2 separate regions of the Homo sapiens genome follow, and region 2 is linked to region 1. A link is a contact called in ENCODE Hi-C or POLR2A ChIA-PET data. All regions are on one chromosome and are shown on one strand. The core of a region is the stretch at or near the end of the contact, and the rest is flanking DNA. Distances in the headings are between cores, read along the strand shown.

The links. A loop is a pair of places that touch in the nucleus more often than their neighbours do. ChIA-PET counts read pairs that join two places held with the same protein, here RNA polymerase II (POLR2A). Pooled maps may share reads with other maps.
Region 2: a loop to region 1 is called in a pooled map, with 6 times the contacts of the local background. The contact joins two enhancer-like sites. A Hi-C loop is called at or near these places in 2 of 50 pooled maps. POLR2A ChIA-PET finds 5 or more read pairs at or near these places in 2 of 52 experiments (AG04450 and SK-N-SH).

Annotation. Positions count from the first base shown.
Region 1 is chr9:73,217,331-73,225,290 of GRCh38, forward strand. No RefSeq gene overlaps it. Among named protein-coding and RNA genes, the nearest start is that of ANXA1, 69 kb to the left of the region's middle. RefSeq lists enhancers at 2,596-2,735, 2,806-3,075. Within about 2 kb of position 2,726, at least 2 of the 41 ENCODE cell types and tissues checked have a DNase peak (open chromatin) inside an H3K27ac peak, as active enhancers do.
Region 2 is chr9:74,551,813-74,559,772 of GRCh38, forward strand. The region is part of intron 1 of RORB (RAR related orphan receptor B); the gene reads left to right. Among named protein-coding and RNA genes, the nearest start is that of RORB-AS1, 57 kb to the left of the region's middle. Within about 2 kb of position 3,384, at least 4 of the 41 ENCODE cell types and tissues checked have a DNase peak (open chromatin) inside an H3K27ac peak, as active enhancers do.

The sequences.
Region 1 (7,960 bases), core at 1,476-3,975:
ACTCAGCTCTGTTACTTTTTAATGAACCAGTGTCGTATGTAAGAACCTGAATGCTTTGCTGGTGTGTGTTTAGGAATTGCTTATACATCACTGTAAACCTCAGCTACATTACGGAAAATATGTTATTTCTACTTGTACAGTCAAATCGTAGTTAACATAACAGTTTCTGTGTTCCTCTCAGTGTTTCTAGTGCACCCTTTGAAAAGCTTGGGAGTCCTACCTTACAATTTCATCTACCAGGGATGAATCTGAAAAATAGGATTTCTTTTCAGAGACTAGGTCTTAGAATAAAGTAAATGATTCGTAAATAAAATTATATATCCAAATGTTTTATTCCTTCACTGTGTCTCCCTCAGAATTTCTATGTTGAAATCCTAATCCCCAGTACCTCAGAATGTGACCTTATTTGGAAAAAGTCCCATTGTAGGTATAATTAGTTAAATTAAGATGAAGTCTGATGTGGTGTGGCTGTGTCGCTGCCTGAATCTCATCTTGAATTTCCATGTGTTGTGGGAGGGATATGGTGGGAGGTGATTGAATCATGGGGGCAGGACTTTCCTGTGCTGTTCTTGTGATGGTTAAAAAGTCTCATGAGATCTGATTTTTTTTTTTTTTTTTTGACGGAGTCTCGCTCTGTCACCCAGGCTGGAGTGCAGTGGCGTGATCTCGGCTCACTGCAAGCTCCGTCTCCTGGGTTCACACCATTTTCCTGCCTCAGCCTCCTGAGTAGCTGGGACTACAGGTGCCCACCACCATGCCCGGCTAATTTTTTGTATTTTTAGTAGAGACAGGGTTTTGCTGTGTTGGCCAGGATGGTCTCAATGTCCTGACCTCGTGATCTGCCTGCTTCAGCCTCCAAAGTGCTAGGATTACAGGCATGAGCCACAATGCTTGGCCGATCTGATGGTTTTAAAAAGGGGAGTTTCCCTGCACAAGCTTTCTTCTCTTGTCTGCTGCCATGTGAAACATGCCATTCACCTTCCACCATGATTGTGAGGCCTCCCCGGCCACATGGAATTGTAAGTCCAATAAACCTCTTTCTTTTGTAAATGGCCCAGTCTCAGGTACGTGTTTATCAGCAGTGTGAAAACAGACTAATAGAGTAAACTGGTACCACTAGAGTGGGACACTGCTGAAAAGATACCTGCAAATGTGGAAGTGACTTTAGAACTGGGTAAGAAGCAGAGGCTGGAACAGTTTGGAGGGCTCAAAAGAAGACAGGAAAATGTGAGAAAGTTTGGAACTCCCTAGAGACTCGTTGAATGGCTTAGATAAAAATGCTGATAATGATATGGACAATGAAATCCAGGCTGGGGTGGTCTCAGATGGAGATGAAAAACTTGTTGGGAACTGGTGCAAAGTTGACTCCTGTTATGTTTTAGCAAAGACACTAGCAGCATTTTGCCCCTGCCCTAGAGATTTGTGAAACTCTGAACTTGAGAGAGATGATTTACAATATCTGGCAGAAGAAATTTCTAAGCAGCAAAGCATTCAAGAGGTGAATTGGGGGCTGTTAAAGGCATTCAGTTTAAGGGAAATAGAGCATAAAGGTTTGGGAAATTTGCAGCATGACAATGCCATAGAAAATAAAACCCATTTTCTGAGGAGAAATTCAAGCTAGCTGCAGAAATTTGTGTAAGTAACAAGGGGCTGAATGTTAATTCCCAGGACAATGGGGAAAATGTCTCCAGGGCATATCAGAGACCTTTGCAGCAGTCCCTTTCATCACAGGCCTGGAGGTTTAGGATGAGAAAATGGTTTCATGGGCCAGGCCCAGGGTCCCTCTGCTGTGTGCAGTCTAGGGACTTGGTGCCCTGCCTCCCAGCCTCTCCAGTGATGACTAGAAGAGGCCAAGGGACAGCTTGGGCTGTTGCTTCAGAGGGTAGAAGCCCCAAGCCTTGGCAGCTGCCACATGGTGTGGAGCCTGCAGGTGCACAGAAGTCAAGAATTGAGGTTTGGGAGCCTCTGCAAAGATTTCAGAAGATGTATGGAAATGCCTGGATGTTCAGGCAGAAGTTTGTTGCAGGGGCAGGGCTCTCATGGAGAACCTCTTCTTGGGCAGTGTGGAAGGGACATGTGGGGTTGGAGCCCCCACAGAGTCCCTACTGGGACACTGCTTAGTGGAGCTGAGAGTAGACAGCCACAATCCTCCAGACCCCAGAATGGTAGATCCACCAACGGCTTGCACCGTGTGACTGGAAAAGCTGCAGACACTCAACACCAGCCAGTGAAAGCAGTCAGGAAGAAGGCTGTATCCTGCAATGCCACAGGGGTGGAGCTGCCCAAGACCATGGGAACCTACCTCTTGCATCAGCATGACACGAGTTTGATACATGGAGTCAAAGAAAATCATTTTGGATCTTTAAGATTTGACTACTCTGCTGGATTTTGGACTTGCATGGGGCTTGTATCCCCTTTGTTTTGGCCAATTTCTCCCATTGGAATGTCTGTATTTACCCAATGCCTGTACCCCCATTGTATCTAGAAAGTAACTAACTTGCTTTTTATGTTACAGGCTCATAGGCAGAAGGGACTTGTCTCAGATGAAATGTTGGACTGTGGACTTTTGAGTTAATGCTGAAATGGGTTAAAACTTTGGGGGACTGTTGGGAAGGCATGATTCATTTTGAAATGTGAGGACATGAGATTAGGGAGGGGCCAGAGGCAGAATGATGTGGATTGGGTATGTCCCACCCAAATCTCATCTTGAATGCCCATGTGTTGCAGGAGGGACCTGGTGGGAGGTGATTGAATCATGGGGGTGAGTCATTCTCATGCTGTTCTTGTGATGGTTAATAAGTCTCACAAGATCTGATGATTTTAAAAAGGGGAGTTTCCCTGCACAAGCTCTCTTCCCTTGTCTGCCACTATGTGAAATGTTCCTTTCACCTTCTGCCAGGATGGTGGGGCCTCCCAACCCATGAGGAACTGTAAGTCCAATAAGCCTCTTTCTTTTGTAAATGGCTCAGTCTTCATTATGTCTTTTTCAGTAGCATGAAAACAGACTAATACAAAATCACAGTAGACTAGGGTGGGCCTCTAATCCAATATGACTGGTGTCCTTGCGAAAGAGAGAATTTGTACACAAAGAGAGACACTCAGATAGGGAGAAAGCCCAGTGGGGATTAGTCATACTGCCACAAGCCAAGAAACTTGCAGAAGTTAGAAGACTACTGGAACTTCCCTAGCACTTCTTAAAGAGAACATGGCCTTTTGAACACATTACTCAGACATTTGCCTCTAGCACTGCAAAACAATACATTGCTGTTGCTTAAGCCAGTCAGTTTGTGGTACTTCATTATGTCAGCCCTAGGACACTAATACAGTATTGTTCTTTGAGTTAGTTCTTTTGTTATATTAAAAAGTCAAAATAACATAGTGAGAAGTTTGCAATAATAACTACAAATTAGGAAAGTTCCTTTTCCATACTTGTGTATCCTCTCTGAAGTACAGCTGAGAAACAGAGATGAGATAAGAATTTGAACCTACAAACTTAAGAATAAATCAAGGTGATAACACTGAATGCCTTGAGAGGATTTAGATTGATAATTTATCTTCAGCAGAAGCAAAATGATAAAAGCATTCAAGGTTGGTCCATTAATTTTGAAAGCAAAATCCCCCATCAAAGTTTATAAATACTTCCAGAATTCCTGAAGGTTCTAATCTCCATTTATGCTGCAGAGGTAGCTATAAGGTAAGTTAAATCTCAAGCAGCCAGATCCCTATTGATTATGTATCAGCAGAGGCTAGAAGATTTTATTTCTTCTCCCAAGTGGATTGTGAGAGCTTCATTCTGACAACATACCCGTGAACATCTAAATGAATCAAGCTTTTTAAAAAGTTGACAATACAAAAAAAGAGATGCAATTCAACATCTAAGGGTCTGAGAACACATCTTTGAAAATGAAATACAGCAAAAACCTAGGCCACCAACATCCTCCATTATGCAAGGCAACAATGCAAGCAACTACAGGGTCTTAAGAGAAGATAATAGGAAATGAAATAGAGCAAAGTAGAGGAAAATGTAGAAATTTAATGAACAACATTAAAAAACATTGTTATGTGGGGAAATCTGACATTTCTAGATTTTAACTACAGGACCAAATTGACCTTGAAACATGTATGCATAAGATCAATGCAATAATAATGCCTTCAATCTTAAATGTGCCAGTTGCTTTTCTAAGCACATAATATATTATATTATATATAATCATATATAATATATTATATATTATATAATATTTACATACACCTTTTTAGTTGGGTTATCTTATTATTTCATTTTACAGATAAGTAACCTGAAGCTTAAAGAAGTATTATTTTTAGGATGAAACAGCTAACTGGCTGGAGGCTAGAGTTGATCCAAAGTATGACTCCAAAACCAACGATCTGTACTATAGCTGTGTTTACAGAATTTCATTTTCAAAGTTAGACATTTTCAATGTAACAACAACAATAAGGAACATATTTAGTGTTGGTAATAATTTCCTTAGCCCAACCAATTAATTAGTATAAGATTTGTGTTCCTACAAATTTACATTGTTTTACCTAAAATCACCTCAGAGTCAAAGACTTAATCTCTACTTGACACAGTTTGGAGAACATCTGTCTTAACATTATTATCCATTACCGTTTAAGAATCAAGAATTTCTTCAATCCATAGGCATTATTGATAAGGAAGAGTGTTTTTAAAAGTATCTTCTGTGATGCTGTATCTACAGGCTTGCATGCCTCCTTGGAAGGAAGGAAAATAATGTCTGGAAATCGAATGCCACAATTTGGCATTCAATTATATGTACATCTGATGAAGTTTTATTTTTTGGTTGCCAAAAATTAAGTGGTCTCCCTGGGGGAAGTACTGCCAAGTTAAATACTTGTCTTTTTTTTTGTTTTGTTTTCCTTGGTATTATTAGACATGGGTGTTATAACCAATCTGTTTCAACAATGCTTAGAGAAAACCATTTTTGCTAAGATCCCTCCTTCTAATGGACTGTACAGAGCATTGCTTATTCTAAGAAGGGAAAAAAATATCCCCTTAAAACAAAAGAGAAGCTGATGTTGGCATTTTGAATGGATTCTTTGATTTCAAAAATTGTGCCCTCTCAAAATGCTCTCAAAAACAAGTAGCAATTAAAGCATGTGTGAAATCCAAACATATGCATGGAGACCATTAGCAAGTTAATTAAAAAGTCAAATGTTTTCCATACTTTGCCCATTTATGAATTATTTTTAAGATGTTTGGCCAGGCGCGGTGGCTCATGCCTGTAATCCCAGCACTTTGGGAGGCCAAGGCAGGCAGATCATAAGGTCAGGAGTTTGAGACCAGCCTGACCAACATGGTAAAACCCCGTCTCTACTAAGAATACAAAAAAAAAAAAAAATAGCCAGGTGTGGTGGTGCACACCTGTAATCCAGGCTACTCAGGAGGCTGAGGCAAGAGAATCCCTTGAACCCAGCAGACAGAGGTTGCAGTGAGCCTAGATTGTGCCACTGCACTCCAGCCTGGGTGACACAGCAAGACTTTGTCTCAAAAAAAATTTTTATTTTTTACTATAATTGTATACTACAAATACTATTGGTTACAGTGTATTTTCTTTAGATTAATTACTTTTTTCTTAAACATTTTAAGAAATACTATCTTTGAAATTCACAAATTTTTATATACAAGTTACAGACATGAAATGAAATATATTGCTATTAAAATAAAACAGCATTTAACTCTGTGCAACTTAATGTGATCTGCTTCACAGTCTCAACATACTCACTATGTGAGAAATGTGTGGGCTTAAAGCTGCCAACAAGATGATAGCTAGCCTCTTCATCCCACAAAGTTCCCCACTCCAAACTACAACCTCAGTTGAAAAATAAGTTAAAATAAAATCTGTTCCAGAATGCAGATCTTTCAAATACCTGTTCAGTTAATAATATTTCTAATCACAGTGAATCTCATGCAGTGTCTGAAGTTTTTTTTAAACTCCCAAGGAGGCTCATCCCTGGATTCTCCCTTTGCTTATCTGAATATCCTATCACCCCCATTCCTACTTTCTCTCTAAGAGTCCCTTCTGGCGGGTGAGTCCTGCAGGAAAAATCAAAAAAGGACAAATTCTGTCTTTACTCACCAAAACCAACTTCTCCCAAATGGCTAACACTGTCCCATATCGATGCTGGCTCTGCAGCTGAAATATGGAAATATTTTTGCTTGGTTGAAACCACACCCTGGATCACTCCTGCTTGCGGGGCACGGAGAAGGCACCCACACCTGCACCTCCCAGTTTCTTGCCCTAAGCCAACACCACCTCCAGCCTGACCACCCACACAGTCACCATCAGCCCCCAACCCCACTCCCTTTCAGCTGCATTGACTCTATTACTGTGGTGAACACCTGCAGGAAGGTAGGTACTCCAGCACCTGCTAGCAGTCTACTGCAGCTGCCGCTATCACTGCTGCTGGCATGCACAAATGAGGACGGATCCCACTTACCACATCACAGAACCTTTTGGCTGACACCACCTATGGGAGTGTGATGAGAAGCAGTCTGTGAGAACCTCAGCATCCCCAGTGCAGTAGATTCCTGACCTCCAGGAGACAGAGAACAAAGTTGCAGCCCAGTACAAGTCTCCCATATTTAAAGCACACAGTCCAGGAGTTAGGAGCTGAGTGTTGGCTCCCTAAAATCTTCTAGAAATGAAGCCAGTCAGCTGAATCCACCTTATACCAGAATCAAACACTCAAGGTTATCAAATAGGATAAGAGAAAAAAAAATCCAAACACCAGCAACCTAAAAAATTGAAGGAAGATAAGCCCAAAACGATGAGAAAGAATCAGTGCAAGAACCCTGAGAACTTAAAAAGCCAGAGTGCCTTCTTTCTTCCAAATGACTGCATCACCTCTATAGCAAGGGTTCTGACTGGGTTGAGATGGCTGAAATTACAGAAATAGAATTCAGAATATGGATAGTAACAAAGATCCTTGAGCTATAGGAGAACATTAAAACCCTATACAAGGAAGCTACAAATCATGATAAAACAATGCAGGAGCTGACAGAAAAAAATACTCAGTATAGAAAAAATACCATAAACCAACCTGATAGAGCTGAAAAACACACTATAAGAATTTTACAATGCAAATTGCAAGTATTAAAAGAAAAATATACCAAGTGAAGAATAGACTCTCAGAGCTTGAAGACTGGCTTTCTGAAATAAGACAGGCAGACAAGAATACAGAAAAACAGAATGAAAAAAGAATGAACAAAAACTTCAAGAAATATGGAATTATGTAAAGAGACCAAATCTATGACTCACTGGTGTCCCTGAAAGAGATGGGGAGAATGGAACCAACTTGGAAAATGTACTTCAAGATATTGTCCATGAGAACTTTCACAACCTAGCAAGACAGGCCAACATTCAAATTCAGGAAAGGCGGAAAACCCCAGTATAATATTGCAAAAGAAGATCATCCTCAAGACACATAATTATCAGATTCTCCAATGTTGAAATGAAATAAAAAATGTTAAATGCAGCTAGAGAGAAAGGTCAGGTCACCTACAAAGGGAAGCCCATCAGACTAATAGCAGACCTCTTAGCAGAAACCCTACAAGCCAGAAGAAATTGGAGGCCAATATTCAACATTCCTAAAGAAAAGAAATTCCAACCAATAATTTCATATCCGGCCAAACTAAGCTTCATAAGCAAAGGAGAAATAAGATCTTTTTCAGAGAAGCAAATGCTAAAGGAATTTATGACTACCTGACTAGCCTTACAAGAGCTCCTGAAGGAAACACTAAATATGGAACAGAAAGACTATTAACAACCAGTACAAAAACACACTGAAGTACACAGACCAGTGACACTATAAAGCAAACACATAAATAAGTCTGAAAAAGAGCCAGCTAACATCATGCTGATAAGATCAAATCCACACATATCAATACTAACCTTGAATGTAAATGGGCTCAATGTCC
Region 2 (7,960 bases), core at 2,134-4,633, 1.3 Mb after region 1:
TGATTTTCAAAAGTTTATTATGGAGTACTTTTTCACCCTTTTTTGTTGACTGGATCATACCAAAAATATGGTATCCAGTGCTGGGACCAAATTTTTAGAGGATATAGACTAGATGGAGCATATTCAGGGAAGAGCATAGTAAGAGAGCTGAGGTATCACTACACAAGAGGCTATTGAAAGGACAAAGGACGGTCAGTGGAGAAGGAAAGATTCAAGGAGGCAATGCTGAGTAGCTTGCAAATGCTGGGGGGCCGTCAGGTGGAAGAGAGGTTACAGTTCTTCTATAGGTCTCAAGGAGTGAAGCTTCGACTAAAGGGTGGAGGTAGCTGGGAGAAATTTGGGGTCAGAAAAGGGAGAATTTCTTATCAGAGCTTTCACTGTAAGAAATGGGCTGATTCTAAGGTAATGAGAATCTCATCAGTGGAAGTGATCAAGTGTTATTGGGTAATCATTTGGCAAGGATATGTTTTGTGGGGAGGATTTTCAGAATTTCATCTTATCATCTATAACATAATGATTAAGAACACAGGCTCTGAAAACAGACAACCTGAGTTTGAATCCTGGCCATGTACTTCCTGGCTTTCTGACTTTGAGCAAGTCAATAACTTCTCTCCACTTCCATTTCCTCCTTTGTGAAATGTGGAATATGATGATGGGACTACATCTTAAGAGTGTTATGAGAGTTAAATATTAATATATTAATAAATAGAGCACTTTAAAAATGGCTAGCATGTAATATGCACAACATAAGTGTTTAGCTATCAATAGTTCAACGTAGGGTCATGTTTCTATACTGAGCAAAAGGGCTTCTTTTGCTCAGTATAGAAAATGATATCATGTTTATAATATCATTTATTTATTCACTCATTCATTCCATAAACTAATATATTGAGCACATATCATGCACGGTGCACCCTTCTAGGCTCTCAGTATAAGGCGGTCAATGCAGAGAAGATTTCTGCCCTCACAGAGAGACAGGCAATAAAGATATAAAGACACAAAATAATAATAATAATAATAAGTGCTATGCCGTTAAAATAGGGCAATATAATGGAGAAAGACTGGCAGTCATGGAAGAACTGTCTGAAGATCTGAATCAAAGCGGGGACCTAAGTGAGAGAGCATTTCAGACAGGTGTTTTTGGTGGAAAGACCATGAGGAAGAAATAAACTTGGAATGTTCAAGTATCAGAAAGAAGGTCACTGTGGAGTTTAGGAAGCCATGGGAAGCTGACTTAGGGTGGATGCGTTCGGAGAGGGGAAGGAGCCTTGATAAAGAGTTTGGATTTTATTCTGAGAGCAGGGAGAAGCTGTTGGAGGATCTTACACAGAGGGGCACGGAGCAGAAGTGGAAGCAGGAAGACCAATTTTCGGTAGTCCTGGCGGGAGCAGATGGGTTTTAACAATTATTTTTCTTCCTGAATCTGGAGCCACCAGATGAGACTTACATAGTTTGCCTCTTTTTTCATTTACATTTTGGTTCTGTTTCAGGAACCAAACATTTCATCTACTTACATATTTGAAAATTCAGAATCATAAATAAATATTAAGAATTCCTTGTAAGAATGCTCTTTTTACCAATAAGAATTTTGAGACCCGGAGTAGTAAAATTACTTCTCAAAGGCCATATTTTATCAGTAACAGAACTATAACCAGAATTGGCATCACATAACTTACCAGTGACTAACAGATTACCACTTATGTATCAAGCACTAAGGGTAGTATTCAACAGTGAGGTGAAATTTATGTCAAAAATGTGATTTTTAAATGCAAGGAGTAAATGGATTCAAAGAGAAAGCACAAGTTCTATAAGCATGAACTTAAATGAATCACCCACTCTATCTTTGCAGGCCAATTTGTACAACCACTAATTGATAGACCGTGTACCTGTTTGAAAAAATTATTTTGCACTTTCAATTATTTTACACCCTCTGTTTTAAGTATCAAGCAAATGACTTCAAAGAAAATTGGGATCTTATGATTTCCTACAAAAACCAGAGTAGGCTGAGCTATGGAGCCAGTTTTAGTTTTCTTGACCCAGGCGTAAACAATATGCAACCATCTAGAACTGACATGAAATGATCTGTAGCACTTTAGAACTTGAAGATCTCTTGGAAATCATCTAATTCAACAGTTCTCAATGAGTGACTCCCTGACCCACAGCGTCAGCATCACCTGGGAAATTGTTAATTTCCAATTAACAGTTGGAGATCGCGAATTCTCAGGCCCCACCTGCTGAATCAGACCTTAGAGATGGAGTCCAACAATTGGTGCTTTAACAAGCCCTTTCGTTGGGAGATCTCAGTCCACACTTAAGTTTGACAACCACTGATTTACTCCAAACTCTTGATTGCACAGGTGAGATAAATGAGAACCAGAAAAGTAAAGTGATTTGCTTGGGGTGATCCAGCTTAGCATCAAAATCAGGACCAGAATCTGGGCCTCCTGACTCCTAGTGCCATGTATTTGCATCTTGAACTGGACTTCCTTCCCTTCTCTGCAATTGCAACCTGAGAAGCCCAGGTTAGGTCCAATCATCATTGCTTTTTGTCTGTGCCCTCCTATCCTACATCAGGGAAAGATATGCTTCACCGAAGCACCTGGGCTCTTTCATTTCATTTTGGACAGTTGCAGGAGTTTGTTATTTAAAAGCTGCATAAATAATGAGCAGACACAGTCAGCCCTGTTTAGCCATGGCTAAACCTTAGAAGGGAGTGTAGAACAACCCAAAGTCCAGCCTCTTCCAGATGCAATTTGAATAACTTAAAAAAAAAAAAGAATAGAAGGTCACTATCTATCTTCACAAGCATTTATCTGATCATAGCTTCAATACAAGCTTTCTGTTTGTTTGTTTGTTGAGGACTGAATTAATACAAAGGTCTCAGTTAAAGTAGAAAGATAGTTGAAATACTAGCCTGAAAATTCAGATGACCAATGAATATTTGGCAGCGCCAGGCCACAGCAGTGTGCCCCCTGCTTTCTCTGCTAGTAAGATGGCATTAAGAATTCAGTCCCCACTAAAAAGATATCTTGTCATCCTAGAACATGAGCCAGCATCTCCTTTCTATAGTTGTAAATATAGCCAAATACGATACAGTTACCCCAGTGGTTGGGTGGTGTTTCTCTCAATCAGAATGTGTCTGTGTACAGAAGAGGAGAGCAAAAAAAAGACCTAGAGAGAAACGTGGGCGCAGAAGCAAAATCAACACTGGGAATTGGCTATCTGAGGAGATCAGTCATTAAAACTAGGCACATGCTAATTGCATGGCCTGGCCCCCATTTTTCTCCCTCACAGCCCCCTCTCAATTCAGTTCATTCTCCTAAGCACTGAGGCTACAGCCTGGCTGGCCTCTTATGTAAGTCTGAAATCAGATCTGGCATGCGGTTTGTTTTAGCCTGTCACAGACGCAGGGCACTGTGTTGCCCTCGACAAGGCTGTTCAGCATAGCATATGACTGTAAATCTTCTTTTTCATGTACCACAGTGGGGACCTTTGTCCTAGCAGTGATTTAGCAGCTTTTATTAGCCTGAGAAGCAGCCAGTAATCAGGAGACATTTAAAGTGGAAGCTTGCTCATTTCGATGGAGAAGAATCCAGAAACCAACGGCTCTTTGAAAATTACTTTTGATGGGAGAGAAATAAAACCTTAATACATATAAATATATGGTATGTTTCCATTTTAAATTTATTATTGCTCAAACAAATCTATACATAATTCAGCAAAGACTCAAAGTCACATATCTTTAAAACTTTGCATTCATCAAGTCATGAAGCTCAAGGGTTTATTTAACTCTGAGTTTTCAGAAGTATGCATCTTGAAAGAACGTAGGTCTTGGATGGCAGCTCCCTGTATGTTATTCAGATCCTGGAGTGTCCACAGCTTTTAAATTCACTGTAATTCCAATTAGAGCTTGGGCTCAGGGGTTGGCAGCAGCTGCAAATAAGAACTAATAATGTTTCATTCCACTGCTTATGTATTCTGCAAATGCGTTCTTGACATGGTAGTTTGCATATGATGTCAGCGTGGGAAAATAAGAAGGTATTAGCATCTGTAAGCCCAGCAGAAATTTCTCAGAGAAGTCACTTCTCAAGTTCATACAGCTGATTCCACAATTTAGGCAGTGTTCACATTTTTAAAATATATTTTGGTGATTTTTTAAAATTAATTGAGTCATAAAATATCGATGGTTCTTTATTTGCATGTATTTGCAAAGTTTAAATTCACTTTTTCTGAGATCAAGTTTTCTATTGCAAATTGTTGACGTCGTTACTTTCTGCCTTTGTAATTTTGATGCTGATATAACATAATTATTGTTAGAAATTTAAACATTTATGTATAGCCATCAATGTGAAGGCTAGTGGTTGAAATAACTTCTGTAAGTCCTTGGAACTATTTGTGGGAAGACGGAAGCATTATATGAATCCAGTTCATTTATATATTATACTTATTACTGAGATACGTTATTGTAGAAACACAAGGGCCTCTGCTGTAGGTCGTAGGACCCTCTGGGATGGTGAAAGAGTGTCATATGACACTAAAAGAGTAAAATGAGCCTTTCAAAAGGAACTCTTGCTTTTAAAATGTGGCATAAATGATCTTATCTCTACAGCAAGGAGTTTGATCCTGATTCACAAAGAGCTGGAGTTATGCAGCCAAAGAAAAGTGGAGCCCTGTCCATTTATCTGAGGATTTGGGGACCATCCACAGCGACCAAGCAGATTGTTCAGGAAACAAAGCCCACCCTTCCCTGCATTATCTGATGGCATAGATGGTCTTATATTTCCCAGATAATTGCACCACACACTGTTTTACTTTGCTGGGTCATAGCAATTGGCTGATCTGCCATGAGATAAATGGCAACAACAACAAAAAAAATTCACCAGGAAAGTCATTCCTTTAAAAGTATTTACCTATATGCTGTAGTGGGTGCTTTGTGTGCTGGGGAGCAGGCAGCCAGGATGGGGGCGGTAGGAAATGAGTAATGATCTGATAATGGAGCTGAATGGGGCCATAGAAATATTTTCACACCATCCTGCTATTGCTACAATAGCTGAAACCCAGAAATTTTGTGGCTTTCTTCACAGTCAAATGATGTGTTAATGTCAATAGATTCTGGATGTCTTGACTCATTTCTTGATAATTTTTTTTTCTGCTCTGACTATACTATCGTATGGTAGATATGTCCTTGCCTATTTCGTATTCATTTCCCCCTTTTTTCTACCCACTAGTACCTCCCCTCCCAGCTGTTCTTCCAGGAGCAAACTCTTTCCCCATGTAGCTCATAAGACACGGGTGAAGTTGATCCTATTCTCATCCCCATTATCAGATTGAATCAGTCTAAATGAATCAAGGTGACCTCTTCCCCTTTGCCTGGGATTGCTCTGGGAAACAGGCTTAAGCCAGTCATCACATGGCATTCTCTAACATCGTTGTTGGCTCAAATAAATAGATGAGAAAACTACTATTCTATACTTGAGACAGAGCTACTCCTGCCCCTCCACAGACACGAATGAGGAGGCAGGTAACCCCAGTTGCTGCTGGCAAACATCTGGAACCATGCAGAAAGCCAGCATGAGGAGCAAGCCTTACACACAGAGGAGAATAGTGCCAAGAGAACAATCTGAACCTTAATGGTATTGAACCTTGAGCTTTTCCTATCTCTGGATATTTTAAGGGAATTAATAAATTCTTTAATTGTTTCAGCCAATTTGAGTCAGGAGTTCTGTGACTTGTGGTTGGAACATCCAACCTCATGCACACTAATATAATCAGGTATGCAAATATACCAATACTTATGATTTGGACTAAGGAAATGGTTTTGCTTTTACAGAAGATCCCACTATCATTGTTAACATGGCTTTCTGCAACTTTGGCCTTAATTACGTAACGGCCGAGGACTCTTTATAATATCCCTCGCAACTCAAGTAACCAGGACAAACTTATTAGGGCCTCAGCACACAAATTGCAACAAGCAGAAGCATAGAGAGTAAAGTTCTGTCTTGTTCCTTTTTTTTGGTTTTGCTTTTGATTTCCTAACAAGGAGGAAACATTATGTTTGATTTCTTTCTGGTTGCTCTTATGAGGCACATTTATTGGTTCATGTTGTGTTTTTCTCTAAGTTTTAAGTTTATACAACTTAAGATACGACAACCAATTACTGTATAAAATTTAGAAAATATTTAAACAACAAGAAAATAAGAATGGCCTGTCATAGTCCTACCCTCCGGAGCAAACAATTATTAGCAGATATTTACATATGCTTCATTATGTATATATTTTCATTAATATTTACTTTATGTAAATATTGCTATTTTTAAAACTACTATATTTTTCCCATACTGTGAACATCTTGATTAATGTTATATTCCATTTGAATTCTCACAGCCCTCAGAGCTACCCTTCCTTTTGCAGCTGCTCCTCAAATAGCTGCATCCAGCCTGTGTGCCTACGGTTTGAAAGGATATTCAGTTGAGCTCGAGCAGGATGGGTGACTGTCAGAGCTGGAGACTGTTATTATTAATCATTCAGAATCTGTCGTCCTTGTGTGGGCACTTCTTTGAGATAGGCCTATTACTTCTGCCAGTTTTCCCTCTTTCACTACCTTTTTAACTTAGTTCTCCTTCCCATTTTAAGCCTATATTAAACAGACACATATGTTGACTTCAGAACTTAAATGAATGGAAGATTCACTTGTTATCATAAACTGCATCCATTCATTTGCCCGTTCATCTAACTCATATTTATTGAACACCCTTGCATGGGTTGAGTGGATCACAGTACCTGACTTTCAGAATTTCCAGTGTATTTAGAGAGACAGAACTTTAAAAATATCACAGCAATGCAATGTAAGAAGAATAAGGACAAAGTGCTGAGAAGAGATAGAGGGAGAAACAATATCACAGCAATGCAATGTAAGAAGAATAAGGACAAAGTGCTGAGAAGAGATAGAGGGAGAAACAATGAGAATCTGCAAGCCCCGCTTGTGTTCAGGAGCTTTGCAATCTGTATAATGTCATTTTACATAAGCCTTAAGACTGGTTATTTGCCAGTTATCCTGGGACTTTAGCTGTAGAAAGGATCTGAGTACTTGAGTGCTATATTAAATATCCCCCTTGAAGAGAGTCTATTAAAAGCAGACACATGTAAGTGGTCATTGCTACCAACAATTATGAAAAGAAAATTCTAGGGAGAGTGTAACTGACCCATTTAATTAAGACTTTAGTCTCTTGGATTGGAGCATGGTTGTCCACTTTAAAATGTTGTATTTGGTGGCCATATTTTCCAAACTCCGTGCATACGATTTGATAACCACCATGGGCCCAGGGCAAGAGGCAAAATATATAAAATTACTACTGTTTCGAAAAATCCAAGGCACCAGATCTCTGTAAACAATATTTCCCAATATTTCCTTGTAGATTTGTGTCTTTTTAACAAATCATTTTATTTACCATATATACCAGAATGCCAGGCTTCTAAAACCCCGGAAGAGGTAGAGTGAATCATTATACCTTGCCTCCCAAGCTCCAAGGTACAGAAATTAATGGAAGGCAGACACGTTTGACCTAGCTGCTCCTGCCAGAATATGAAAATGAGACTGGTATTGCGTGGAGTTACTGGATGACAACTCCCTCGACCCAGACCCATGAAACCCATTTCATATAACCTTAGCTACCATGATTCCTTGCATGTTTTTAAGTCTTGGTAAGCTGTTTTTCTTTTTAATATAGCTATGGTTTCACCTTTGACTTTGCACATTATTGATAGAGCTAAAAACCTGATGAAATTTAAAAACAAATCCAGATATTTCAGACTGGATTTTTATACACAAAGACAGGACCTTTGGACTTTAAAGATCACTCAGGCTAGACAGGATAATAATAGTAATATTCTGGTTTTCTATGACATTTTCCTACCAAAGAGATGAATGCACCTTGATAGCAATATTGAAATATTCATAACC